7 separate regions of the Mus musculus genome follow, and regions 1, 2, 3, 4, 6 and 7 are each linked to region 5. A link is a loop called in an ENCODE intact Hi-C map of the cell type or tissue named here. Cell type or tissue: left cerebral cortex. All regions are shown on one strand.

Region 1 (4,000 bases), 310 kb after region 5:
GTTGTGCCAGCACCATTTGTTGAAAATGCTGTCTTTTTTCCACTGGATGGTTTTAGCTCCCTTGTCAAAGATCAAGTGACCATAGGTGTGTGGGTTCATCTCTGGGTCTTCAATTCTCTTCCATTGGTCTACTTGTCTGTCACTATACCAGTACCATGCAGTTTTTATCACAATTGCTCTGTAGTACAGTTTTAGGTCCGGCATGTTGATTCCACCAGAGGTTCTTTTATCCTTGAGAAGAGTTTTTGCTATCCTAGGTTTTTTGTTATTCTAGATGAATCAGATATTAATTAGGATTTATTATGTGGGGTTTCAGAAACTTGGAGACAACTTGTCTTCATTCATTCATTCTTTCATTCATTCATTCATTCATTCATTTGAAACTCAACATTTTAAAGAATTTATAACTGGGTTTCTGCTGATAAATGGGTCAATAATGTACCATTCTGAACCTTTAGGAAACTATTGATGTTAGTTAAGGCAGACCTAGGAACAACTCAGCAAGCTGGAGCAAGCCAGAATGAATAAGCAGCGAGAAGGCCTGAAGATGTACTTGACTGAGCCATCTTAGGTTTCTGTAAGGTGAGGTCAGGACTTAGAAGTAGCCAGGGGTTCTTCTGTGGAATTTTCTATGGCAGGTCAGCATAGGCAAGTTGGAAGATAGGGATTCCACCACTCACGTTGAGCACATTGGGAGTCATGTCTTGATTTTTAGAGGTCTATAGCACCAGCAAAGCCAAAGTATGACTGAGTCCATCATGACCAGTGGAATACATGGTCTGCAGCCAACCTCAAAGAAATAGACTATGTGGATCAAAAATTACACAAGGAACAGACTTTGCCTAAGACAGTAACAGAACAGAAAACAACCAGGAGATAAAAAACAAGGCTCTGGAAGACAGAAAAGAAGCTTGAAGGACCTGAGATGACCTCCTCTACCAAGGGGTCTCATGGAGCCCACTCCCTCCTTCTGTCTTTGAAGAGGAGTAAGAGGACAGATGAATAATGTAACATTGAGCATCGTCTGCCTGGGGTACTGGCATTTTATAAAAGGAGGACTGCCCTATGGGATGAGACCAAGCGTACACCAGATTGGACATGAACTACTTTTTCTAATCCTTCTGTTTCAGGGCAGGGGGTGGAATACCAAACTATCTATAAATAATAGAGCTTATTGGTCTTGCATCAGTGCTGTAAAGGGTTTGAATCTGAGGATTCCTCTTCCTTTTTGAAAGCTTAGTAGCAAGCACGGTTCTGGACAAAGCAGCACTTGATAAATGCCATGGGTCTTCATGTAATGAGGAAAAGCTGAGGAACAACAAGTCTTATGTGACTTCCTGGCCAGATCTAGATTTGAATGTCCCTTCTGCAAAATACAATCAAGCCAGCAGGAATATTTTATACTGGGCCCATGACCATGTATTCCCCTTTCTGGATGCCTGGGCCACTCCAAGAGCCTCATTGTTCTGGGTCTAGGGAGACAGAGCAGCCTATCTGAATCTGGTGCCAGCATCCAGCCTGTGCCTACATTTAGAATATTTTAAATATTCTGATCCCAGTGACGGATCAACTCAAGGTTCCCTACTATACAGCACACACACACACACACACACACACACACACACACACACACACACACTCTAGACAAAACATAGCTGAGCTGAGACACTATGTGCATGTGGGAGTTTTCAGCTTGGAAGGAACTTGGCTATGGTCCCAAGAAGAAGCTATGGATGTGTGGTGAGGAAGAAGAGTTGGTGAAAAATCCCACCTTCTTCCTTGGGAAGCAACATGATAAAGTGCCCCCAGAATGGACTGTCTTTTGGAGAAAGGCAGGGAGGATGGGGAAAGATAGCTTTTGACTCTGTGAACTAGAGAATAATTGTATTCCTTTGGATCTCATGTCTAATTTCTTTTCTTCCTGGCAGGTGAAATGATCTGTGACTGCTATTTAGAGCTGCTGAGAATGTTGTGAAAGGGGGATGCTGGGAAGTGAGGATGATGTCATAAGAAGGAGGGACTCTGTGATATCGCAGACATGTAGGGACTGAAGGAAGGCCATGGGAATCCCCATGTCTAGCTTCAATAACAGCTCTGTTGACCGCCAGCCTCATGAGTCTGGTGCAGGCAGGCTGGTCCGTCAGGCAAGATGGCTCTTCCTGCTTAGAATAATGGGTTTCTATGAGGTCTTGATGGCCTTTAGTGCAGGCTGAATGGGCAATGTCGGTGCAAGTTTAGTAGTGAGAAGACAAAGAAGGAAAACGGGTAGAACATGGCTCTAACAGTGAGGCTCCAAAGGAGTCCAGGAAATACAGTGGGAAAGCTGTGTGGATGCAGTGCAACACAGAAGGCAAATGCTCTGTCTCTTGCTCGCTCCTAGTCTTAGGAGTCTGAGTCTCGCTGGCCCTCAGGTACCTCTTCTGCAAGAAGGGAATAAAGAAAGTGATTACCCCACAGAGTAGTGAAAGTTAAATAAATGAATACAAACCTGTAAAAACTTAGGGTGGTTCTTGGTACACCTTTAGGAGGTGCTTAATGAGCTTAAGAATTAGCACAGTATAAAGAACATAGGCTTCTTGTGCCTCCTAGATGCTGGGATTGTGAGTGTGTGCCAAAGATGATTTTAATGCCAACTCTGGCAGTAACCATTTTCCTCACCTGTGACAAGAAGATGAGAGACTAGGCGGCCTCATTCTTTCCTACCAGTGCCACCATTCTAAGACCTTGACTTGACACTCTAGGTAGAGTTGATAGAAATCTACTTGGATCCAAAATATCCTGTGGGCATCCTGTGTCCTATGTCCTACTTTTAGGGGGGTGAGCCTTTGAGCCATGCATATGCATTATCCTTCTGCTCTCCACCTACAGGATAAGTAGGTCCCTAGGTGATTGGTAAGTATTCAGTCAGTAATGTATGGGGTAAGCTAATTTCTCTCCTCCTAAATAGAGCCTAGGTAACTCAAGGGCATTTTGTGTATGAGGTCAGGATGGGAGTGAGAACAATGGACTCAAGAGGAAGGGGAATGGGAGAGTTTTTGAGTCCAAAGTCCTAGTGTATGCTTTGGTCAAGGATAAGCCCTGTCCTAGTGACTTTTGTAAGAGATTCTAAATAAAAACAATGGTGACGTGAAGGATCTGTGTTAGAGATAGGGAAAAAAATAAACATAGGAGACTGACTATAAAGAGACCAGAGCCTAAGCTTAGGAAGCTGACAGAGGCCAGGGCCAGCTGGTGCATCGAAGAACTCTCTAGAGTTCTTTTAACTCTTCTGCCCCTGCTGGAGTAGTCATCTGCATAGTCCTGACAGACCCTTTCTGTGTGTGAATAGTTCTGCAGCTTTTTTTTTCCAGAGCAAAAGCTTAATTGGTCTTCTCCAGCAAGCACAGGGAAAGACAACTTTATGCAGTGGCTGAATGAATGGGTACTCCCTGCTGGGCACTGCAAATTGAGTTCAGAGTGTTTGAACTGATCTCTCCAGCCATCAGGCAGAGATGGGAGTGACTCAGATGACAATTTTAGCATGCAAGCTGGAGGCAGGGGATTCTGCATCTGAGAGGGGAGTAGGCAGGATAAACATGGGGACAAATGTGTGTCTTCTAAAGGGTTATTGCCTATGTGCCACCACTGAGGTCAGCACAAGAGATCAGCAGTGGAGTCTTGTTTCAGGGTCAAAAAGAGAAGTCAACAGAGGTGAGATTCTCTTGAGTATTCTCATTTCCCATGGCTATAAAGAAGAGCATATGGCAAAGTTATTTTGGACTAGTGTCTTACAGTGAAGAAACTCAAATGAGGGCAAAGGCATTCATGAAGTCATTCAGTCATCCATTTGTTCATTCACTCATTTGCTCCATGTTTATTGAGGTTTTTCTAGCTGGTTGTAGCCTGTGCTAGGCAATAGGACACAAAAAAAGATGTTACTAGTCTTATAGGTGCTGTGGACAAAAGAACCATCAGGCACTGGGCTAGAGAGGTAGCTCAGCAGTTAGGAGGACTGACTGCT
Region 2 (4,000 bases), 56 kb before region 5:
ACTTGGGCTGCAATCCTTCATCCCACAAGCCATGAGACAAGCACAGCATTGTCTTCCTGTGAGGCTGGGGATCCTCACAGATGCCCAAGAGGGACAAATAAGAACATACCGAGAACTCAGCACCTCAGTTGGCACTGAGAAATGCACTCTCCTTTTCATTAGCTGCATAAACCATCAATACATTATTTATCCATGAGAAATGCCTGCCAAAACTGCACTGACCGTCGTCGTAAGCCAGTGTGCTTGCACTGAGAACATTATGTGAGCTGAAGTAACTGAGGTCAGAAAACACTTAATCTCCATGTATCTTTAAGCTCTCCTTTGGACTTAATGGACTAACACCAGGATCACAGTTATGAGTTTCTGTTAGTTCTGCTGATTACATAAATACTACTGCAAGCTACTTTTTACAGACCCCTCTGAGCACTTCAGTGATGGGCTCATTGTACTAACACATAACCAGGCTCCCCATTGGCTCCCGACTGCACAGAAATGATCTGTTCTACAGCTGTAGCTTGATTTAATTCTCTACCTTTATGCCAGGGCTTTAGTACTGTCTAGTAAAAGCCATTATTGTCCTGAATCCCAGCCAAGCAGAGTCAAACTGTCTCTAGCAGGGTTTTAAAAGCCACACTATTCTTATAACACAATAACCATGCAAATGACAATTTGGGTAAGCCTGCATGAGCCAGTTTATTCACTGTCATGACAATTAGAAGATCACCATGACATTGTTAGTTGCCTTTTTGCATAAAAGAGATATTGTCGGGGCTTTAATTGATATAATACATCAATAAGAACTATCTTTCTTGAATTCTTAAGCATAGAAAAATCCACAGTAGTCCCTAAAAGCCAATGAACTCTCAGGTTTAGGAAAAATTGAAAAAATTCTCTCTTATATCAACTACTACCTGACTTAACCGCCACCATCCCCAAATCTGAAGAATGTCTTACCTTAATTCTGTTTCCAATTAGAATCAAACATCTAAATTGTGCCCAGGACATATTTCTACAACATCTTCTTTATTCTTAGACCCTGAATCAAACATTTCCATCAGAACATCCCAATAACCAATACTGTATACCCTATAAGAGTGCCTACAAACGTCAAGCAAGCAAGAATGTACCATCACATTCATGGTACCCTGCATAGGAATGTCTGCTTCACTGGGTCAATGCAGCCATTCAAACACACACAGCACTTAATACAGATGCTCACATGTGGTAATCATTCATTAGCATTACTGTTATGACTTTTATTTTGAAACATTTCTCACTTTACAAGCTAGCAGTAGATGAGTAATAGTAGCCACCAGTTAAGACAATAGTAATAGCATACATTAAATAAAAACCACTTGAAGCAAAATAAAACATCCAATAAAAAGATATGTGTGAGAATACTTTATAGGACTGGGGTGCAACTCAGGAGGAGGTTGTTTATTAGCATAAGTGCATCCCTGGGTTTGATTCTAAGCATCTCAAAATTGCTTTCAACACTAGGCATCATTCTGCAGGAGACCTGCATCCCCAAAGCTCTACAATGAGAAGAGCAAGGCCAGGCTTCGAACAAACAAAGAGGCATCCCCATCTCTCTGAGGTTTCCTTTTCCTTCCCTATTAAAGGTTCATTATAGTCTATAAAATAAACCTTTTTTCAATATAAAGAATGCTTCAAAAGTAAGGTACAAACAAGGTAGCCTTATTTGGGAGCATCTGAGACCCTACAGCTAAGCGGGTGAGTGGGAAACTTCACCCTCATTCAGGGCACCCTACTCATGAGCTGAATCCCGTGGTTCCTCCCACCAGGAACAGCCTGTCTGATGTTCTTCCAGTTACATCAGGCTACTGTCTGTAGACAAGCTGAATATTCAAGGCTAGGATACAAACGTAATGAGAATATCCTGGGAGCTTACTTCATGCTACTTCAGAAAGACAGCGAGACCAGTGCTAAGAAAAGACAGATCCTGCTGAAATCACAGAGACAGCGGAGGCATCAGTGAGACTAGCGAACTGCATAGCTGTCTCCAAAAGAAATGGCTTGATTCCCAAGGACATAAAGTGTCTGTCTATGTCCTGACATAGAGGAAAATGAATGAAGTTCTTCAGTCAGAATAAGGGGGTGGAAAGTCAAACACAGTAAAAGGTGCCATGTTACACCTTTTATTACATAATCTAGAAGTAGTAGGAGGGACGAAAGCAATCTGGGCCAAGTAGGTGATGAATGACAGAGACATAAGAGTCCAAGACTCCCGCCTTCACAGAGATAGGCAATGCAGACAGATTGAAGCACATGCTAGACTCTTGTTAAGGAGTGGAAGGAGAGGAGAAGCAGATAAGTTTTGTATTTGACCCGTGTGAAACTATTTTCATCAAAGTTCACTTTTTTATTACCACAAAAAGTTACCCACTCTGTACCGTTTCAATATTAAGATTGCCTTAATGGTCTCTGTGTTATGAGTGCTAAGATACTGTAATGGGTTAGTTTCCATTCAGCTACAGAGCCTCCATGCTTACTGTAGCTAACTCTGCCCATGGCTCTACAAATGTTTCTGATTTCCATGTGAAACGAGTTGAGACATTTTTGTTTGCTTTGCTTGACTTATATAAACAGTTATTTTTGATGTATTGTATTTGTACATATTGACAGGGGATAGTATTGTAATTTAATCATCTTTTTGTAGATTGTGATGAGTAAGAAGACGTGGTGTTCATCTTTCTCTGTATTTCACTTAGCCTGACATCTTCCACTTCCATCCGTGTTCTGTAAATGATACAATTTCAACTTTTTATGGTTGAATACATATCAGGTACTATGTGCCCCATTCTTTCCAATTCATTTATGTATTAGTAAACATTTTGGTGGATTCTCTATCTTGGCTATTGTTAGTATTGCCAAAAAATACAGGCATGAAGATAATATCTGATATGATAATTTCTTTGATTATATAACCAATATTGAGACTACTGGATCATATGGTAATTCTATTTGCAGCTCTTGGAAAGTTTTGGTCTCATGCTGTTTTACATAATGGAAGTACCAACAAATTCCCAACATCAATGTAGGTATATGACATTTAGGTGTCTGTGGAAACTACAGATTGTTACATGTAAAAGGCAGTTGACTACACAAAGACTAGAAAGTAGGTGATGCTGCCTGTTACAGGTGTACACATGCTTTATCCAATGAGAATGAAAAAGAAGAGACAATAGCCAATATACTCCAACATTTAAGGATGGATAGAAAAAGGAAATCAGAGATGAAATCAAGGAAAACGGTGATTACTGGGAGGAAATGAGCAAGGCTTCCAAGAATAGGCAACAATTTCTGTGAGAACTTTTATCACCAGCACTGAAGTTCAGCAAGAGATTCAACTCAAAGTTCTCAAAAGTTTGTAGACACTCCTGCAGTCTCTGTACATATCTCTTTGTGTTACCTACACAAGCAGGCTCTAGCTTGCTCTCAGTAAGGACCACAGACTACCACAGAGGGTGCTGTGGACTGACATAATGACACATGAGATGTCACTCCCCTTAAGCATGGGCAGATATCACATTTCATGCAGGCCGTTCCACATGGACAGACTCTACTCATGGACAGCTAGAACATGGAAGGAACAAAACGTGCTCTGCATCCTATTCCCCCAGTTAGAATCACAGGTGGTCAGAGGAGTAATTCAATGGTACAGTGGTACACACTTCATAGACAGGAGGGTTTGATTTGAAACTCTCTCTCTCTCTCTCTCTCTCTCTCTCTCTCTCACACACACACACACACACACACACACACACACACACAAATGCACAGAGAAAGAGACAGACTGACAGACAGACAGATGGGGAGAGACAGAGATAGAGAGACAGACAGAAAGACAGAGTTGCAGAGGGGAAGAGAGACAGAGACCGACAGAGAATTTTGTTCACTGTACCACCCTTTGGAAGCTCTCTGTCCTATATCTTATATCTTTACCGCACTGAAATTTTGTAATGAAAATACAACTGCC
Region 3 (4,000 bases), 270 kb before region 5:
CCCTCGGCATTAAAGAAGCTCACTGCTTAATTGAACACATTAGCAGAGGAAATGGTTTAGGGGGTCCCAAGGTTCTGGGGTGGCTGCTGCTGTGATTGAAATCATTATGGGCAATTTCAGAAAAACCAATATTGTAATTATTTGTAAATGTTGGTTTGCCATTCATCAGCAATAGGCATGTTGCTTTAAGAAGACCCCTGGGGTTAATTATACCTTTTGAGTTTAGCTTCATCTAGGATTCAATTTTTTTTCCCTCTCAAATATTTTATGTTAAAGCTGAACACAGCGCTACTTTAAAAATAAACCTTAACCAATAACAAATGCTCTGGGCAGTTCTGATATTTTTTTCCAGCAGACCATAAGTCCATACACGCATGGAAGAAAATGGTATGAAAAAGGCCGAGTCCTGTCAGATACACCATAGGCAGGCTGCTGAGCGCCCTCTTAAGAAACCGTAATTGAAATGGTTATTTCTGGCCCTGGAGATTACAGGCTCCTCCTGTGGAATTACTGGGCTTCTGTGCCCTTCCTTAAATCCAAGTCTGCCGCGTGCCTTCCCTCTCATCTGCAGGGCTCTGGAGATGGAAGAATCTTTACAACACAAACCACAGCAAGCCTGGGGCTTGGGGAAGAAACCTCTCTGAGCTGTGAAGGGACAGCGGGAGCCCCGCCCCGCTCCGGGAGGCCCAGTGCCAACAGTGTGCTGAGCATGAAAGACCAAGGGACAAACAGCCCTTCAAGGGCTCCATGCCTCCTCTTTGCTCATTCATTTTTCAATGTCTATTTTTAATTATGTATGTATTGTGTGTCTGCGGGAGCCTACAGAGGTCAGAAGGGGGCATCAGAGCCTCTGGAGCTGGAGTTACGGGCAGTTGTGAGCTGCTCAGTGTGGGGACTGGAACTGTCCCAGGTCATCTGCAAATGTACTAGTACTCTTAACTAACTGAGCCGACTCTTCAGCCCTTGTTCACTGTGCCTTCTCTTTCAAACAGATCTATCTGCACAGAGGTCTGCAGTCTCAGCTTTACACATGGATAACTACTGAATGGTCTAGAGTTTGTGTTGAAATCTAGAATTTTTACTATCAAATATCGTTGTTGTGAATTAAAAACACGGAATATTTTGCTTATCCCAATTCCCATTTCCCTTGTTATTTCTTCGGGCAATTTTAACCTTGGGTATACCTTTTTTATTCTATGCCTCTTTATACGAGTCCAAAATGGGATGATTTCCCTATTCACATGGGAAGCCTGTTTCATGTCTCCAGCTCAGACACATTACGGTTCCATCAAGGAACAGTACTGACAGGTCCTTTGGGGATTAGCAAATTGCCTTGGGGAATCAGGATTTAGAGTGATTAGGCCACTAATTCTCTGTCCTGAAATGGAGTTCTTAGCTAGAGATATCAAATGAATAACTCTAATGTGAGGTAGGCTTTGTCTGCTCTCGGTCTTTATAACTCTCCCTGACACTCCTCTGGGGTCCCTCCCGGGATTTCCCATACTTCTAAAGCTTAGCTCAGTTATATTAAAGATGAAGGTGACAATTTGTACTCGGCACTGTTCATCTCAAATGAGGTCTCTGGAGACAAGTGGCCTTTTTCTTTAGAGTTAAAGAGATGTCTGTGCTAAGGTGACCTGACCTTTGCCACCTGAGTCCCTGACTTCAGGGAATATGGAATATGTGGGTAGGGATGTGGCCAGTTTGGGGTTTTATTTATTTAAAATGGGTATGGGTATTTCGCCTGCACAAATGTCATGTGTGCCATCCCAGGGCATCGGATACTCTAAGGCTAGAATTACAGATGGTTGTGAACTTCCGTGTTGGTACAGGGAATGGAACCAAGGTGGTTTGCTGTCTCTCCAGTCTCAGTTCCTTAGGTCTTAGCAGAGACCCAAGGTTGACCTTGAACTTCGGGGGGACCCGAGCTCACTGAGGCACCTGGTGCGGAGTCCATTCCTGCCCAGTTCTCTTAGGAATTATGAATGTGTGTTGGGAGCAGGAGGGAGGGATTTGGATGACAAAATGCAAATTAGACAGCAACAAATGAACTCTGACAGACTGAGCCACAAAAACACCGATTCCATTCTTGTGGGTGGCATGAAAGCACCAACGGATTAATTGACCAATTATATTTGTTTTATTGCCCTTAAAAAAAAAAAAAACTGACCATGAAGGTTTCGCTTGTGGTTGTGGGGCTGATCCAGGCTGAAGAATTTAGGACAGAAATAACTATGACCGAGTGAACGCTGCTACTCCTTCTGAGCCACAAGGAGGCGCCACACTTCACTAGTTCATGAACATTGGTGTGGGTATTAAGTGGGCTACTGGGATGTTCCTGCCCTCACACTGGTAACCTTTGGAGATCCGGTCCCTACTCGAAGGCTTCAGGCTGATAATACTCCACTGCCCCTCTCTGAGGACCTTGGCTACAGCTACCTCTCTACCCTGGGAGCCGCCAGGGTGCGAGATCCTTCGGAACAAAGGCAATTAGAATAGAAAGTCTGTGTCGACCTGTCAGAGGCCGAGGCTCCAAACACACAGCTGTAAAAAAATAAAAATAAAGGAGGGCGTGGAAGGGGCGGTTAGTGATGTTTTCAATCTAAGAAGGAAGAGTGGGTGTTAAAGAATTTAGTTCGTCAGAACCAGCATTGCCTAACACAAGTCAGGGTCAGTAGCTAAAGAAGAAAAAAAAAAAAAAAAAGATCATTATGAAAGGGTGTGAAGGGAGCCATGCTCAGACATGCAACACAGTGACAGGGGAGCGGGCTTGTCACACTCATGCTGATGGTGGGAAACCGGAAGTCCCATTTACATAGTCCTTGGACAATGCCTATAAAGCTACTTCTCTGCAGAGGCACCTCAAGCTAAAGGTTCGGATATATGGGAAGGGGTGAGGGTGGGGCAGTAGGGGAATCTTAGTTTGCATAATGCAGAGTTCAGCTCACCCAAACAAATTCACTCCCTGCTGCCCTGTGGTAGGGACTTAAGTGTCTTCTCCACCACAGCTATTTGATGATGGGGGATGGGATTCAGTCCCTGCCTTAACCTCTCTTCTCTTCATTCAGTGTTTCATGATGGAACATAGTAAATAGCGTCTGGCTGATGGGCAGAGTTTCCGGTACTTGTTAAAAGCATCCCAGGCGATTTTGGGTAGGAGCAGATGGATAGAGAGTGGAATGGGGAAACACCTGACTTCATCAGCTGTTCTATGTACGATCCACTAACAAGAGCGATACTATTAGTTTATTTAAAGCATCTGAAATCAGGCCCAAGTCACTTAAATCCTTACTAATGACCAGGGGAGGGAGGTGGGAGCTGCCCTTAAAAAGCTTCACTCTCTTATTCTATAAATTTTACTTGCGCTAACTTCTCTTATCCCTCCTCCCTTTTTTGGGTTTTGTTGACCACTCCTGAAGATGGACCTCTCTTCAGGAGTGAACAAATTTCTTAGTTTCAATGCTGTGCTCCACTTTATCCTGAATCACAGCAGTGCACTGCAATAGCCAAATTTGTTTTTAAAAATCTCATCAAATTTCAAATTCAAACTTCAACATCTGCATACACTTAGCATCCTACAGGGAAGTCCCAGGGGCTATTTTTCTAGACCACTAACCATTTAGCAGTCACCATGACTCTGAAAGATGTCTACCCCTGCTGGAAGCCAACTTAAAGGAGAGAAAAGTCAATATATTTGGGGCAGGGAGTCCCAAAATCTTTAAGATTTAGTAATCTTAAACTTCCAATATTCTCTTTCCAAAGACTGACAGATTCAATACCAACTTTTAACATAGATCAAATTATTACTGTGGCTTGCAAGGTTTTTGGGACTTTTCTATTTCGTTGCATACCACGTAAAATATGAGACAAGTCATTGTTGGAGATGAAGGTGCCTCCTCTGCAAGTCCAGGAGTCTGGGTGTAAATGGGACTGGCTTTAGGGTCATGTTGCCACAGCTACAAAGAGGAAGTCCTCAGTGACTGTGAATGGAGGGAGGAGG
Region 4 (4,000 bases), 180 kb after region 5:
CTTGCACCCAGGTCTGGCACAGCCATATCTAGAGGAATCAGCAAAAGCCGTAAAACCAACACAGCTGCTTGATGAAGGTCCAGCAAAGCTGAGGTAAGTGACATAATCCCTGTCCTGAGGTCTTCCACTTTTCCGCCATGACCTCCACAGGCTGCATGCTTGGAGGCTTTTAATATTGTACAACTTGGAGATATTGGATTGATGGGAGATGTGTTATGAATCATTTATACCTTCTCCCAGGAACACGCCCTAAGCTTCCCCGGGCAAGTCCTAAACATGCCACCCCTCCAGCTTTTAGGGAGATATCCTTATCTGGCCTACCTGAAGGTCTTCCTTATGCCCTGGAGGTTGTAACTATAATAAAGATGCCAGAGATCTCTTTATGAGACTCTGACATCAAGATATTCTTAGAACATCTGCTCCTGTACTTACTCAGGAGCAAGATAATCAGAACAAGGTAAACTTACAAAGGTAAACAAGACTCAGTGGGCTAGAGACGTTGGCAGCAGATCAGGTTAAGAGCCTCTTCTTACTTTACACTCAGGCAGTTATGTGGCATATAAGATTGGGGCCACATATGGTATGCCCCTTCAGGAAAAGATACAGCAACAAAGTTAGATTGTCTGGAGCTATCTCTGCCCTACACAGGGGTTTATACTGACAGACAAAGAATAGTGTAGATAAATGATAAAGAATAAAGCATTAAGAACCCCCCTTCACTTCTTAGAAAAATTAGATCATAAAGGGACACTGTGGTGTTGTAAGACCAAGGAACAAAGGGATACCAGGATTAAACATATAAATAAATCCTACAAAGATATGAACATTGTATTCTGGCAGAAATTGAATAACAACTACAACAGCTTTGGCCTGAAGATTTAGTCTTGGGCCTAATGATAATTAACACTCTGATCATTAAGAGTTAATAGCATACTGCTCAGGCCATGAAAATCTGCCCAGGCTGGCTTGAAGATTTTCTTTCTTTCTGGTGCCCTTGAAACCACAAGAGCTACCAGACTGGGAATGGGCTGATAGGCTTTGGCAAAATATTCCACTAGATTCTTACAAATTGGGTTATAGGATTAATGAGGGAAAGTGATAGTAAAAGATAAGTATTTCCTGTCATGGTTTATCAATGATGACTAAACTTAAGACCAAGAGGAAGCTAATACGTGTGTGGGACAAAAAAAAATGATATGATCTATGTTTTAGAACAACATGAATCTATTCCTGCCTACTGAGTTTCAGTCAGGCATGCTCACATACAGCTGTGGAGGTGAGGCCTCCTGAAGAGTCACCTCTACCCTAAGCTATGACATAGGTGCTGTAGGGCATCAGTGAGACCCTACTCTAATCTATATGGAAGCCCTGTAAGGTATAGGAACAGCTCCTGCGAGGTAATTAGGGAGCTGAAGTTCTCAGAGAATGGAACATTGACATGGTCACCTCATATTTGACCCTGACGTCACCATTCCTCTCTCTCTCTCTCTCTCTCTCTCTCTCTCTCTCTCTCTCTCTCTCATATTAGCCTATCCTTTAGGAACGACATGTCCAAAGCAGACAGATGCTTGTGTAACATACACCATTGAGGCTAGGATAAAGTATGCTGCCTGTGGGTGCCATCTCAAGGCTCCATTTATACCTGACATCTCCAAAGGGCTCTGAGAAGGGAAAAAGACTCTCCCCACCAAATCTCCCTTCTCTTAGTGAAGTAAATAAAGAGAGTGTTACTGCCTTTGCTCCTGACCCCAGGCCACAGCTGGAGAAGAATACACGTGAAGTAGAGTCCTTGTGGCTCTGAAAGCCTCTGGCTGCCTTCCTGGGCTTGAGTCATGCCTCCACTTCAGGAGAGTGCCATTAATTTGGTGCAAGAGATGAACAAACATGACCACAGAGCCCTGCTCAGCTCCTACCCAGGACGGAGGGCTTGGCGGGTTGTAGCCACAAGTGTGGGCTGAGCACAGCGATTACAGAGGGTGTTGCTGAATCTATAACTGGAAAGCACCCCTCCAAGCAACCTTCCACGGGACCCAGCATCTCACTAAGCTAGACAGTCTTTAAAGATGTTTTCCATTGAGTCAGGAAGGCTTTTTTTTTTTTCCTTAAAAGAGTGACTCTTTCAAATCCTAAATTTGTTCAGATGAGACAAGGGTTGGCCGCAGGCTCCAAGGAAGTCATTACCTGGAATGTGCTCGCATGCACTTATTAGGTGGCAGGGAGAAGTAGAGAATTGTCTTTGGGTCTTTGTCCTGGAGCTGGCTGGAGGTAGCCTGGGATCATGAAGATGGCAAGGCTTTACCTTTTCCCTGGAGAGTCAGTCAAGACTATGAGCAATGACTACTAGAGAGGAGTCAGACCCTCATCTGCCGTGGGGTCATGCTAGAGGTGCCACCTTCAGGAGGTACCTGCTTCCTCTACAGCCTGCTGTGAGGAGGCCCAGGACATTCCTCCATGATTTTAGAGCCCTTGCTTAAACGCTGAGAAGAAGCTACGGCCGATCAGATAGGGGTTTTTAGCCAAGGACACTAAGTGCTAGGACTGTATGCTCCAGGGCTCCAATGCACAACTTTCCAGGCGTAGCAGCCTTTCACTGGAACAAACACTATGGGTTGCCGAAGGATTGGGAAGGAGAAGCAGAGTCAGGTGAGGCTGGAGAAGAGAGCTCAGCTGCTAAAGCACTTGCCTTATATGCAGGAGGTCCTGATTGTCATCCATAGAACACCCGATAGAGACAGATTAAACAACAGCAAATAGCCATTGTACACATGTGCACTCCCAGCCCAGGAGAGGCAGAGATGAGTGAATCCCAGGCCTTTGTGTGCAGTACAAGCAATTTAAGTTTATCCCTAACTAGCTTGCAAAGAAATGAGACTCAAACTATTGTTATTTTATTTGGCTTTGACAATTACTGGGGCCAGGGAGGGGGGGTAACCCCTAGTCTACCTTCTAACTGATGACCTGGCTAGCTCCCCAGTAGTGTACCCCTAGACACTTGCTGTTTCTCCTGGCCATGTGCTCATTGGCCATCTTCCCTCATGGCAGCTTCCTCTCTCCTCCTCCTCCTTCCTCCATCCTTCTTGGTCTCTCCTCCAACCAGGTCATTCCAAACCCACCACCTATCTCTAATACCTCCAGTAATTGGCTGTAGCCAATTAGATTTAACCAATAGTTTTAAATCGAGAAACAAAGTTTGCACAACAAAAAGCTGCTAACCGTGAGAAGTCACTGGTAAGCCTAGGCCTTTGGGTATAGAATTTAGCATTACAATACATAGCGACAGACCAAACTGCAACAACTTTCTGGCTACACATCCCAGTTTACTAGTCATGTTCCAGTGCAGTAAGAGACCCTGTTTCAATAAAATAAAATAAAATAAAATAAAATAAAATAAAATATAAAAAATATAAAATAGGTGGTGTCTGAGAAATAACAACTGAGGTTGTCCTCTGGCCACGCCCACATTTGTGCACCCTGACACATACATGTACACCCACATGCATACAAACACAGAGCCCATGCTGGAAGGACGGCAGCCTCAGTAGGAAGATGGACACAGGCTCCATTCAGAAACGGGGGAAGGAATGAAAAGTTATCCTTCGGAATCTCAAGTCACCTCCCTCCTCATTTCCCACCTCCTCTGTGTATAATCCAACTGCTGAAGGAGGCTTTCTGCATCCTAAGGGAACCATCTTCTAGTCATTCTTTCCCTTAGCTGCTTTAGAAAGCTCTAGAAGGGCAAGGGATGCCTGCCAGCTGGCTTCCAAAAATGAGTCCAGTTGAGGTATGTAGATGGGCGGAGCAGAACCTTCTGTGTACTCTCCCTGCAGCTTGGCACTTACTGACCTGTCCCAACAGGCACCAATTTAATGGTGTTAGATCCAGAGTTGTACTCCACAGATCCAGGGCAAGGATGTACCCTGAGCTGCAGGGACAGCATATACTGAGTTGCATTTGGCACCAGCCACAGCCTCCCTCCCGGGAGCTCCGAGGCTGAGTGTGC
Region 5 (4,000 bases):
CATTTAAATATTTATCTTGACACCACAAAGCATTGTTTATCCATTCGACAGCATTAGTAGGACAGGAGCACCAGCCTTTGTCTCCTCCCAAGCTAGACTGTTTCAGTAGATAGATGGGACCAGGTGCAACCCCTGCTTTCTCTCCTTGACAATTCGTTCTGGTCTCTATCATCACAGACTAAAGACTGTCACAGACAGTTCAAATGTCCTTCAGCAACAGGTACTCAGCCACTTATTTCTCACAAAGTTGAGAAAGACTGTAACATATCTGGAGGTCTGCCAGCAGCACCGAAGTAACTTGCAAATCTGGAGAAAAGCCACAGTGCTTTAATACTGATGACGTAAATAGGGGTGGGGGAATTCATCGAGCTACTACAAATACAGCTTTCATCATCTAAAAAAAAAAAAAAAAAAAAAAAAAGAAGAAGAAGAAGAAGAAGAAGTGATTGCACCAGAAATCCCAAAGTCCATATCTCAAGCAATGTAAGGTTTACAAATGCTGCCTATAAGTTAAGAAACTGAGTTCTGGCATGAAGAAAAACATCTGTCACAGTAAAGATTAGAGTCTGTCTGACAAAATGGTGCCATTTATTTTGAAAGGCAATTAAGACATTGTTCCCAGTGACAGGAAAATTTAGAGATTATTTACATTGAGTTATAGATTACCTATCAGAAGAATTCAATTAATGATAAGTATACTCCAAAGGGAATCACTTCAAAAGCTCTTAGAGGCTAGGGCTCCCTGTAGCTAATTTCTCCCTCACTGGAGTCTATAACTATACTGTCTATTAATAACATGCCAACACCTTAATTTTCCTTGTATTGTTGGGGATTTGTATTGGGGGGGTATTCTTGATATTTGCTTTGATTTTTTTGTATGTATGTATTTTTATCATATGTGTGAAGGTCAGAGAACAACTTGCAGGAGTCAGTCCTCTCTTCTATCACGTGAGTTCTGGGAATGCATTGATGACAAGTGCTGTACCTACTAGGCCATTTGCTGGTTAAGAGCCTATCTACTTTAATTTTGATCAAGCTTAGAGAACTACTGACCCATTCAAGGAACACATCCTTAGTTTAATCAATTGCCAGGGGTAGATCTGGAAAAAGCTGCTTTATTAAGCCAAGCTCTGAGACACAACCTTCTGCTTGTCTCCTGATACTGCTAAAACAAAAGGTATCTGAGGAGAAGGTACCTAGAGAGAGGGCACCAAGTTTAATCTCTTGGTGGAAGCAGGAAGGTGGGGTTGCTGTCAGTGTAGGATAAGTGAAAACTTAGCAGGGCAGAGAGATTTTCAGGGCTTTTGTAGTGGAAATAGCAAAAACGTAAATAAGTGGTTTAGTAGCTCATGGATGTACTATCAGCACTGTAGCTGAAGCAAGAGGATTCTAAAATGGTTCAAGGCCAACCTGGTCTAGATATTGAGTTCTAAGCCACTAAGGGATACTGTCCCCAAATAGCCAAACAGCAACTTAAATAAAAAGAGGGCCATAGTTCCACAATTCTAGATTATAATCTCCATTTGACTTTAGTCTTGTTACAATTTAAACGAATTCTAAGTTAATCTCAATGTTTTTTTAGCTAAACTTTATGGACAGCAGCATGTTTTTGAAAAAGGCTGTGAGTGGCGAAAGGTTTTCTGTATAAGTATGGCTTTGTTACAGTCATTTAAATTTTGTCCAAATTTTACACTTCCTCTTGTAAATGAAAACCAATGTCAAAAGAATAGAGGTCTGTGTAATTACTCTCCCAATACACCTTTTTGAACAGCATCTTCAACTGCTTAGCAAGGGATATGAGGTATATTTTATGTATGTTTCCTTTTGTACTAAATTTGCTCTTTGTTCTAAGTCTGGTGTTATCTTGTTAGAAAAACAGTGCTGCCTAATCCTTAACTTTTTCAGGTTCGACTAGCAAAGGACTAAAATTGTCAACTAAGCACGTGGTTCCAGATCGTTCAAGCACAGAATTCAGTCAGCCAGCCAGCATGCAACAAATGCTGCTTCCACAATCTCAGATTTACTATGCAATTATGCAAGCTGCCTTTTTATTTCTAAAGGGCAGAAGACACCTACAACATCTGATTCATTTGCTATGCACCAGGATATTTATTAACGAGTGCTATGGATAGCGTTTCTTATATGTTAAATTCTCATGCTCACCAATAACAGAGTTTGAATTATATATACCATTGTCTGTGGATACTCTACAGCATTTGCAGCTTAATGACGGGGGATATTCATATATATCCTTCTTTTATATCCTTCCAAACCCTTTGGTCTGAATTCTCTAGATTTTTTTTTAAGCTGGTTAAAACAATACTTTAATTGAAAATTCTCTTTGTAAAACCACTTTCTTTTGTTAAACAGGCTGGTATGTGCTTCTTTCTCTTCGTCCTCGCCGCCTGGGTTTAGGGGCAGAATAAGGATTCTTTCGTTCCAGGGAACACTGGTTAGGATGCCAGTCTTGCCTGAGCATCCAGTATCACGCCACTGTAGGATTCCCTCCCTCAGCTCCCACCAGGATAGGAACACTGAGGGTTACACCCATCTCCATTATGGAGAAGACCACAAGGAGATCCTAAAAAGACGCATCATGGAAGATTAGGTCTCCATTGTCATGCTGCTATCCAGAAGGATGGTCTCAGTAAACACACCCTAAGAGGAGGTCACCCACAGCACCACAGGGAAGGGCACGCCTCTGCCAGTCCAGGGCTTGGTGGTGGCGAGGACCCATTTGGCACGCCCTGTCAAGACACGCCCTACCACACCCCGCCACGCCCCTCCACCCCAGCGTCTAGTCCTTGGCCAGAGGGTCAGCGCAGGCGCGTCTGCTCTCCGGGACACAGCTTGGGAGCTGCTGTCTTCTGCACTCGCAAGCGAAGCGCTCCGTCGCAACTGTGCGCCATGGACAGGGAGCCTGAATGCTCCAAAGCGCCAAGAAAGAAGCACGAGTGGGCGAGAATAAGCTAGCTGGACCAAGAGATGTCCCAGGGCCTATCCTTCTCCATTTTACGTCCTCGAAAACGGCCGTGCAGCTAGGGGCAGTAACAGGGCGGGGTCTCTCCCAACGGGAGGCGAGCGAGACCGTTAAGCTAGAACACCCGGGGACCATCCTGGCAGCTTGGGCGCCACCCGCGCCGCAATAAAAGCCTCTCGCGGCTTCCCGCCCAGCCAGCCTCGCTCTGATTGGTCGCCGATCAGAGTTGGCTGGAGGCGGTGGCCCAGCTCTGCTCTCTTGCTGCCCTCGGAGGGGGGCGCACTGGGTGCTCCCGGGGCCGCTCTGTGGGCTCCACACCCAAGGCTTAGAGATCTGGACCAGTACAGCCACACCAGGCAGAAGCCACAGCCATGCGCGGTCTCCTCCGCCTAGCCTGCTTTCAGCTGGTGCTTGGCAGCACACGCCCCCCCCCCGCCCCAGCTGTCGGCCCATCCCACCCAGCTCTCGGCGGCCCCAGTGCCCTTTGCTTCCCCCTCTCCCAGTCCATTGGGACGCCAAAGCACAAATCCTTGGGTGGGGTAGGGGCAGCAGCTGGAAGGGAGGGTGGGCACACTGAGGAATTTTCCAGGGAAAGCCGAGATGGAAATAGCCAAAATGCAATGCGCCCCCTTCCCGAATGCTAAGGATCTCTGGGCGGTGGCACAGCCCTCGCCACCCGCGACAGCGTCGCTACGGTCTTTCTCCCGAGCTCCCCATTGTTCACACTTTGCCAGGATCAGGAATATCGCCCAGAGAAAGGAAGAGGTGTCTTGGGCAGCTGGCTACCTGCCATTCTTCGCTGGCACCGTGCAACCCTAGGCTCTCGGTGCGTGTAAAGGCACACGCGCGCACACGCGCGCGCACACACACACAACCAGGCAGCCCCGATCACGCCCTCCTCACCCTCCGCCCCTCTGCACTTCCTCCTGTCAAAACGCGGCGCTGGACCCTCCCATCCCTCCGTGCTCCCGGCCGAGGGCAGGTTTTGCAACTACCCAGCAATTTGGCAAATGAAAAACT
Region 6 (4,000 bases), 140 kb after region 5:
GCCTAGTATGGTGGGAAATGCTGATTTTATAAGAAGAAAAGGTGAGACCAAGCCTGGAACACTTTTTCTGTCTTCTTGTAAGGTAATTGTCACATGCTGTCCTCTGTCTTCTTATGATGCAGCAGGAAAGCATTGACAGTTGCTGGTGTCATGCTTTGGGACTTGCCAGTTTCTAGAGCTGTAAGCCAAATGTATCTCTTCTTTATAAATCTCTGTTTATTAGTATTTTGTTTTGGAGAAATAATCACGGGGTGTCAGTGGCCAAGATACTTATAGAAGCAGCTTAGATTATTTTAGAAGTCTGTTCCAGAGCAGGGAGATGGATCTGTGGGTTAGAGGCTTGCTGTCTAAATTCTGACTCTAGAATCTACATGTGTGGTGGAAAGATGGAATGGACTCTTGGAAAGTTGTCCTTTGTCCTCTGTGTGTGCACCATGCACATACACACACACACACACACACACACACACACTACACCACACCACACCACACCACACAAAAGACATGAAAGTAGAAGAGGGCCTACTGAGGAGGATCCAGCTGGCAAGGGCTGGGGACCACAAGGGTATGAAAGGGTGAAAATGACCGAAATTCACTCTTTATGAATGTATGAAACTGTCAAACAATTTTTAAAATCCTGTCTCCCTGTATCAGCCACTTCTCTATTGCTGTGATAAAATGCCATGGCCGAAAGCAACTTAGCCAAGACTTTATCTTAGCTTCTCGTCCCAGAGGTCCCAGAGTGAGCATCAGTAATGGTGGAAAGGGCGTGGCAGCAAGCTGCCAGAGCAGGACGCTGAGAGGTCACTTCCCCAACTGTAACAATCAGGCATGTGCACCTGCCTGCCCCACCCCCAATATACCTCTTACATTGGATCTGTTGTGTGGAATAATCTCTTCTTGGCACACCTCGGCAGGGGCCTTGAAAGGCACGCCCACCTTTTCCAATTTATCCTAACACCAACTCCAAACTCAAAGCAGAGAGAGCAGACTGGAAGGCTTCTACCCTAGTGACCTACTTCCTCCAGCAGTGCTCCACCTCCTAAAGGCCCCATAACCTCCCCCAGACAGTAACCCCAACTAGGACATGTGCTCAAATGTGTGACGCTATTGGGGACACATGTCATTTAAGTTTCATTTACAAAAGAAAATACAAGTCATTACAGTGCCTGAGGAAAGATACTGTAGGTTATCCTCTGACTTTCACATACGCGTGCACACACACACACACACACACACACACACACACACACACACAAAATTTCTTCTTTGTGATGAAATGGGTAAGATGGTTCATTGTTCAGGTTTAGGGAGGAGATCAAAGTGCTGATAGGTTTAAATTCAGAGATCACAAATACTATGGCCATGAGTGAGTACAGTCCATCTGTTATCTTTAGTATCCCTGTATGAGATCTCTTGGAAATGCACGTATTGTCTTCATAGACAATCTTGATTTTGTCATTTGTATTGAAGGTTTTGATTCTCAGCCATGGAGCAATGCAACCTGGATCCCAGGGGCAAGTGGCTTCTTTCCCTTCCAAGATCTTCTCAATTTCTCTCTCTCCCTATTGTACAGCACCCCACTTACCTCCCTGGCTCTCACCCTGTCAATCATGCTTTCCCAAGAGAGATGCTAACAACAGGTACAGCGGCAAAACCTTGATGAAAGCTTTGGTTCACAGGTATCTGCTTCCTTCTGCTGTCCTGGGCTGCCCTCAGCCCTGATGTATACATCTCTTCTAAAACTGCTCCTGGAGAAATTGTCTAAAGTGCAGGGCTCTTTCCCTGCACTAGCCAGGCCAGTCTGTATCCCGAACAGGACCTGGGATGAAGGGACTGGGGGTGGAATGAAGAATTAAATGAGCAACATGCTAATTTCATGCAAATGAATATCTATTTTGAATCAACAGCTTGGGTACTTTTTCTAGGAGGCCCGAGGCAGCAGGAATGCAAAAGGAGGGCGGGAGGGGGAGTGTGTCTCTTGGGGCGGCGAGGAGTGTAAGAAGGCTCCAGTCTGAGCAGAGCTGCCTCCAGCCCATAGTCCTAATGCTATTAGATCCACTCATTAGCAAGTATGAAACATGGAGAGTTAAAAAAAAATCAGAAAAGGAAAGGGGGAAAATCAGTCCCATTTCTGCAATGAATAACAGATGGAGACTTAATTCAATTTGCATCCAATACACTCTAGTACCAGGGACTTCGTTTGTGTAACAATGGAGATCCTGGGGATGAGGAGGGGTCCCTGCTGCAGAGGGGCTAATGGGATGAGCCCACACCTCCCCCACCCTGCCCTCATCTCTCTGTGGGAGCCAGATGGATATTCTTGTTTTAACGCATCTCTCCCTTGGGCTGATCCTGAATTCATTCTCTGATCCAAAGAGAGCGGTTCTTAGATTGAATTGAGAGAGCACTGGGGGAGGGGGCATTGTAGTGAGCAACAGTAGAGGGAGAGGAAAAGTCTTTTGGAAGCTGAGGAAAGATACCAGGTGTCTCCAATTCCCCACCCCTGAGTAAATCAGGAGACAGTCACTGACTGGGCAGTTGGATTCCCAAGATGTAGGCTTTCCATATCTGCTGCTGCCAAGACCTGGACCCTAAACTCTGCGCTGGCACCAAGGAACATTTTTAACTGTTCTGATGGCTTGGATCTTCTGAACGTGGAGATTTCTCCTTTGCTGAATGAGAACAGTAGATAAATCAGGCCCCTGGAGTGTGAGCACAGAACTTGCTCTCTGTGGCTCTGTTCCCACGATGAAGATCTCTCTCAGGGTCTGTGATGTCACTCATATGTCTCCCCTCTGGGAGCTGACTGATAGGGCTTTTGCAGGTTGAACAATTACCAAATAGGAAAACACTTTATCAAAAATGGCGGTGGGGCCACACGCCAGGGAAAATGGGATTGGAGACTGAAGCTTGGGCCAAATCATGGAACATGAGTTGCATTTGCCCTGGCCCACAGGGAGAGAGGGAGAGGATTTTTTTTCCTCCCCTATTTTAAATTATAATGTCTATATCTAAAATGCACACGGCATAAGACAGGTTAAAAAGGGAAAAAGATTCAAATGTTTAATATACTACAGATATACAATATACATATGTATTATACATACACATACAATATATATGTATGTGTATATATGTACATATATGTATATGTACATATATGTATGTGTATATATGTGTGTACATATATGTAAATGTACACATATATATATATATATATATATATATATATATATATATATATATATTAGACTGAAGTGTGTACCCTCCATAGGAAGCTCAATAAGTAGACTAAGAATGGTGCCTTCTAAACAAGAATGATACAAGAATTGTAGAGAAACAAGCGAAAAGCAAAATTCTCAAGTCTCTAAGGGTAGTGATTGTGGCAAGGTGACTGGGAATATAGGGGGCTTTATGGAAAGAAGGGTTATAGTGGTAGACTTGTTAGGCAGATGCAATTTTTACTAGATTCTCAATCTCCCAGAGTAAGAATACTGGTACCTGAAATTTTGGGAAAGTACCATTTTTTGGATTCTTAGTCTCACTAGTAAAGCTATTTAAGAATGGACTCCAAAAGGAAACTCAAAAACAATTTTATTAAAATTTCGAAAAGAAACTCCAGGTCAAACAAGCTGGAGATCTTGGACTCTGCCCCAGGGCAGAAAAGAGACCACTGTGCCTTCTGTAAGCATCCATGAGGCAGGACAGAGCGGAGAGCTGCAGAGGAAGAGTGAGAAAGAGCAAAGTACCAGAAGAGCGGGCTCAGGTTCTGCCAGTAACAAAAGGAAAGGAAAAAGGGTAAACAGAAGGAAGAAAAAGTTACACTTTTCAGAGTAATTCTCATAAGCAGGTCTGCATGGCAGCTCTGTGAAGGCCTGCACTGAGAACAGAGATTTGGGAAGAGAAGCACATTATCTCATTAAATGGATAATTTTCCCATAGTTATTCCAACCCTCTTTGTAAGATGGCTTAAAGTAAATTAGTCTTGGCTAAGTTA
Region 7 (4,000 bases), 140 kb before region 5:
GCCATAAAGGAGTTTCTTACCTTTGTCCAGTGTTTTATCATTCTCCTCTGAATTTTATGGTGACGGCACAAATTTGAATATTTTTCCCCAAAAACAATTTCTAAAGAAAACAACTTAAATTGACTTTGTCTATACCCTGCAATCACTGGATTTTTGGCACTTTAAATACTTGATTTCCTTAGATTTGCTTTTCATAGAAAGGGTTTTCTCTCTTTGTTATATCTTTCAAAAATTAATTAGTTTTTACTTTTACTGGGAGGTGGGATGCATGCCAAGGCATCTGTGTGGAAGTTGAGGACAACTTTGTGAAGTCTATTTTATCCTCCTGCCTTTCTGCTGGTTTGAGAAATCAAATTCATGTCAAGAGACTTTTATGGGAAGCCCCCACTAGGCTGAGTCATGTCTCTGCTCCCTTATCTGTCCTTCGGTGGCTCATTCTAGTTCTCTGTGCCTCAAAGGAACACGACTCCAACAGTTACGCCTCTAGATTCTTTCCTATACAGATTTCTTCCATTTTCAAAGAGTCATGGCTTCCTGCTTCAGTTCTCAACTCATATTTTAATTCTGTTCACCAAAACAGAGCCAGGAATCTAGCAAGGCACTGTAGGTTCAATGAGAGACTCATTGTAGAAGAGGTGACAGAGAATGTATAGCAAATAGTAGAGATACAGAAATGGGAGACCATGTGTGTTATAGAGAATATGTCCAGTCTATGAAGAGAAGGAGCAAGAGACGCCCTGGAGGGAGCCCTCTTCAAGACGGACATTTTAGTCCAGTGGAGACCCCTAGTCATGTCGAGCTGGAAAAGAGAATTTCAAAGAGGGAGGGAAAAAAGCACAAATGTCTTCCAAAACGAAAGAGTCAGAAATATCTATGGACTTGGAAAGTATGTGCATGTGACCGGAGACAAGTAAGAGAAGAGGAGAACAGGGAGAGATGGCAGAGAGGGAAAGAACCAGAGCTTGCCAGATCCCTGTGAAAGAACTTAGATTTGTTCTTAGGGGGTAGTAGCAGGTCAAGAGAAATGGAGATGTCTGATTTTTTTTTTAAAATATCTTTTCCTTTATACATAATTCTGGAAGAATGTGACCCTGTGGCTTCTGATTCTCAAATCTGCAGCATATTTTATCAGGATTCCAAGATCAAATAACTAATTACTTCTTCCAAACACTTCCAAATGATCATCATTTAAAAAATCATCGAAAAGAATGGAAGGGAACAAGACAAAGCAGGGCTTCTCAGGACAGAGCTGTCTTTATTAACTCTAAATCACAGAATTGTTTAGTTGCTCAAAGTTTCGATAGCACTTTCCTACATTCCTGTGTTTGTTGTTTTTCTCCCTTGACAAAGTATGTTTAGAAAATGAGTGATAAGAATTTACAATAATGAGCTGTTCACACATGTTCCCTAAGTATTTCCCTGGGATAATGAAACAACGCTTGTTAAAGAACAACCAAGATGAAGACTATAGGAAAAGTAAGAACACAGATGTAAATAACAATTCGTGGCCATGTTTCTGTCACCAGGGCACCTATTGAATTGTAGGTGACAAATAGGGAATGGTGACATGTTTGGAAAACCACCAAAAATGACCTCCATTCCTGCCATGCATTTCTGTGTGAGTGCTAAATGACAGCCTGTGATGTCATTCCTCGGGGTGTTATACAGCTTTTCTCTTTGACATAGGGTTTCCTACAGGCATTGAACTCACCAAGTAGGCTGGCCTGGCTGGCCTGTGAGTCCCAGAGATCCTGTTGTCTTGGCGTCCACAGTGCTGGGATTAGAATGCACATGCTAGAATTGCAAGCCCCATGCTTGGCCTTTTACGGGCTTCTGAGAATTGAAGTATGTATGATTCTTGTGCTTGGAAAGGACTCACTTCACTGAAAGCCACCTTCCCAGTCTTCTTCTTGCCTTCTGATCTCAGTCAGTCACAATTTGTAAAGAATTTGCTGCTTCAAGGGTGTCCTTCCGCCTCACCTGCCCATGTGCCTGGAGGAATTTCCTGTGCACTTCTCTCCCATCCTGTCCCCTGCTACTGTTTCCCTATTGGCTATAGCTAGAGGTCAGAGGTTGGGCTATCCATTTGCTGCACAAGCATTCTGCCACTAGGCTACACCCCAGTCCTGTTAGTGTTTCTTGATACTTGGTGGTTGGTTCTGCCTGATTCCTCTCCAAGTCTAGCTCATTGCCGTTCTCTGTGCCACAGCCACAGGCTGGACGCAGAGCCCAGTTTCCCTCAGAAAGGCCCTGGGTTGGCCCAAGTCCATCTCCTTACTCGGACAAACACCAAAGGCTATAAATGAGATTTTTGTCAGGCCACAGATCAGAGACCTGGCCCAGCTAAAACTTCCGCCTAAGTCCAAGACACTCTTTCCCATTAAAGGCTTCTTAATAGGTGTAATTGGTAACTGCCTGAGAATAGTGTGAGCTCATTCAGGTTCTTCATCTACCCATTGGTGCTGAAATAACAGCCAAACAAAAGCAAAACTCCTCCCCAGCACAGTCACTCCCGAAGAACCCATGCTCAAGGCCCTCAGAGAGTGCAGCATAAAATGATTCCCCACACTTTTAGATGCTGTGTACCTCGATAGCGTGATACAAAGAAACCCCACGGAAGACAAGATTTGAATGGAAAAAAACGTGATAAAGTCTTATTTACAGAGGACTATGTAAGGATAAAATGCAATACCAGCAGAACCTCATGATACTCAAACTAAAAAAAATAAAAAGTTAGTAATGCATTTTAAGGCATATCCTCTCTTCCAATTATTGCTATTAATTGCCCCCAGGTCTAAGCAATCAGAATGATCTAGCCAATGGGGAGTAAAGAGTTGCCTGTAATACTTACTTATGGTTGCTGGGCATTGGAAACTCTGCCCCCAACCTGATTTGAGACATCAAGTACTTTGTATTATTATCTGACTCTCATAGGTCAGTGCCTTCATATTCCATTCCAGCTATAAACTAATAGCTGAGTCTCACGGGTTCATAAGTGGCACGGGCTTTGCCGGGCCTGAGGGTGGTTTGCTAATTTAAATTTTTATGCTGTACATGACTGTATCTTCATTCGATACAGCTGGATCAAGATTTGAAGTAAATCAATAATTTTCATTATCCCCCAAAGCCTAAAATCCTCACCTAGAAATTTCTGGAGGGTCACTAGCACTGCCACAGCCATTCTAATAGGGCTCAAAGCAGAAGTGTCAGCATGGTGCCATTCTACATGCTGGATGCTGGGATTGTGGTAGGATGTGTTCTGTGCAAGCTCAGAATATGCTAGGGTTAAAGCCAAGGGAAGCATGGCAAACTGATGACATCTGTAAGCCCATGGTGCCTTTCTCCTCACTGGGACAAACGGAGCTTAAGAGAGGGGTGGTTTTATTTCCCTCACAGGTTCTGTGGGCACAGCGATTCATAGTGGGATGGGACCCAACTGGTCACATTGCAGCTACAGAAAGATAGCAGAGACAGGGATGGCCTTTCGTGCTGCGTACTCTTCAGTCTAGAACCCCAGCCCCATGGAATGATACCATATTCAGGGTGGGTCTTCCCATCTCAGCTAACACAATGTAGAATTTCCCTTACAGACACATCCAGAGGTTTGTTTCTTGGGTGGTTCTACATTCAGTCAAGACAACAGTGTCAATTGTCATACCCCACGTTTCCCACAACCTCTTTTGAATGGCTCTACATAGGAGAGAGCATGACATATTGAAAATCACTTGCATATGAGTATACAATATACAGTACAACACACCAGTTTTCTAAATTATAAGAGTTTATGCTATTTTCAAATGGCTTTTGCAGATGACTAAAAAGGAAAAAAAATCCTTAAAGTATGTTCAGAGAGCATTAGCAAAAGATACTTAATTCTTCCCCAATTTTGTAATGTGTTCTTGGCACATGAACTATTAAGGCTCATTTGCTGAGACAAAGATGTGCAATGTGTACATATTCTGTTCACACTTGAGGCAGAAGAGATGGGCTTCTTTTTACA

The links. A loop is a pair of places that touch in the nucleus more often than their neighbours do. Peaks named below come from ENCODE experiments on the same cell type or tissue, not always from the same donor. Only the 100,000 strongest peaks of a DNase experiment are listed, where the experiment ranks them.
Region 1: it touches region 5 in a loop (2.2-fold over the local background); 2 of 42 quality-filtered maps call a loop at or near these places.
Region 2: it touches region 5 in a loop (2.3-fold over the local background); 3 of 42 quality-filtered maps call a loop at or near these places.
Region 3: a loop joins it to region 5, with 4 times the contacts of the local background. A loop is called at or near these places in 5 of 42 quality-filtered maps.
Region 4: a loop joins it to region 5, with 2.7 times the contacts of the local background. A loop is called at or near these places in 4 of 42 quality-filtered maps.
Region 6: a loop joins it to region 5, with 2.1 times the contacts of the local background. A loop is called at or near these places in 6 of 42 quality-filtered maps.
Region 7: it touches region 5 in a loop (2.8-fold over the local background); 2 of 42 quality-filtered maps call a loop at or near these places.

Annotation. Positions count from the first base shown.
Region 1 is chr9:50,099,563-50,103,562 of GRCm38, forward strand. No RefSeq gene overlaps it. Among named protein-coding and RNA genes, the nearest start is that of 2310003N18Rik, 130 kb to the right of the region's middle. In left cerebral cortex, no CTCF peak of the experiment used is centred here; DNase peaks (open chromatin) are centred at 1,693, 1,973 and 3,528.
Region 2 is chr9:49,738,249-49,742,248 of GRCm38, forward strand. All of the region lies in intron 1 of Ncam1 (neural cell adhesion molecule 1), which reads right to left. Among named protein-coding and RNA genes, the nearest start is that of Ncam1, 59 kb to the right of the region's middle. In left cerebral cortex, no CTCF peak of the experiment used is centred here; a DNase peak (open chromatin) is centred at 1,926; H3K27ac peaks cover 913 bases.
Region 3 is chr9:49,526,848-49,530,847 of GRCm38, forward strand. All of the region lies in intron 13 of Ncam1 (neural cell adhesion molecule 1), which reads right to left. All of the region lies in intron 2 of Gm11149 (predicted gene 11149), which reads left to right. Among named protein-coding and RNA genes, the nearest start is that of Gm11149, 11 kb to the left of the region's middle. In left cerebral cortex, a CTCF peak has its summit at 2,271 (motif pointing right); DNase peaks (open chromatin) are centred at 743 and 2,316.
Region 4 is chr9:49,972,350-49,976,349 of GRCm38, forward strand. No RefSeq gene overlaps it. Among named protein-coding and RNA genes, the nearest start is that of Gm25633, 150 kb to the left of the region's middle. In left cerebral cortex, no CTCF peak of the experiment used is centred here; DNase peaks (open chromatin) are centred at 1,901 and 4,000; H3K27ac peaks cover 436 bases.
Region 5 is chr9:49,794,065-49,798,064 of GRCm38, forward strand. The region is part of intron 1 of Ncam1 (neural cell adhesion molecule 1); the gene reads right to left. Among named protein-coding and RNA genes, the nearest start is that of Ncam1, 3.0 kb to the right of the region's middle. In left cerebral cortex, no CTCF peak of the experiment used is centred here; DNase peaks (open chromatin) are centred at 1,984, 2,494, 2,886, 3,193 and 1 more place; H3K4me3 peaks cover 1,940 bases; H3K27ac peaks cover 1,671 bases.
Region 6 is chr9:49,933,975-49,937,974 of GRCm38, forward strand. No RefSeq gene overlaps it. Among named protein-coding and RNA genes, the nearest start is that of Gm25633, 110 kb to the left of the region's middle. In left cerebral cortex, no CTCF peak of the experiment used is centred here; DNase peaks (open chromatin) are centred at 1,931 and 2,309; H3K27ac peaks cover 875 bases.
Region 7 is chr9:49,656,391-49,660,390 of GRCm38, forward strand. All of the region lies in intron 1 of Ncam1 (neural cell adhesion molecule 1), which reads right to left. Among named protein-coding and RNA genes, the nearest start is that of Gm11149, 140 kb to the left of the region's middle. In left cerebral cortex, a CTCF peak has its summit at 2,119; a DNase peak (open chromatin) is centred at 2,253; H3K27ac peaks cover 498 bases.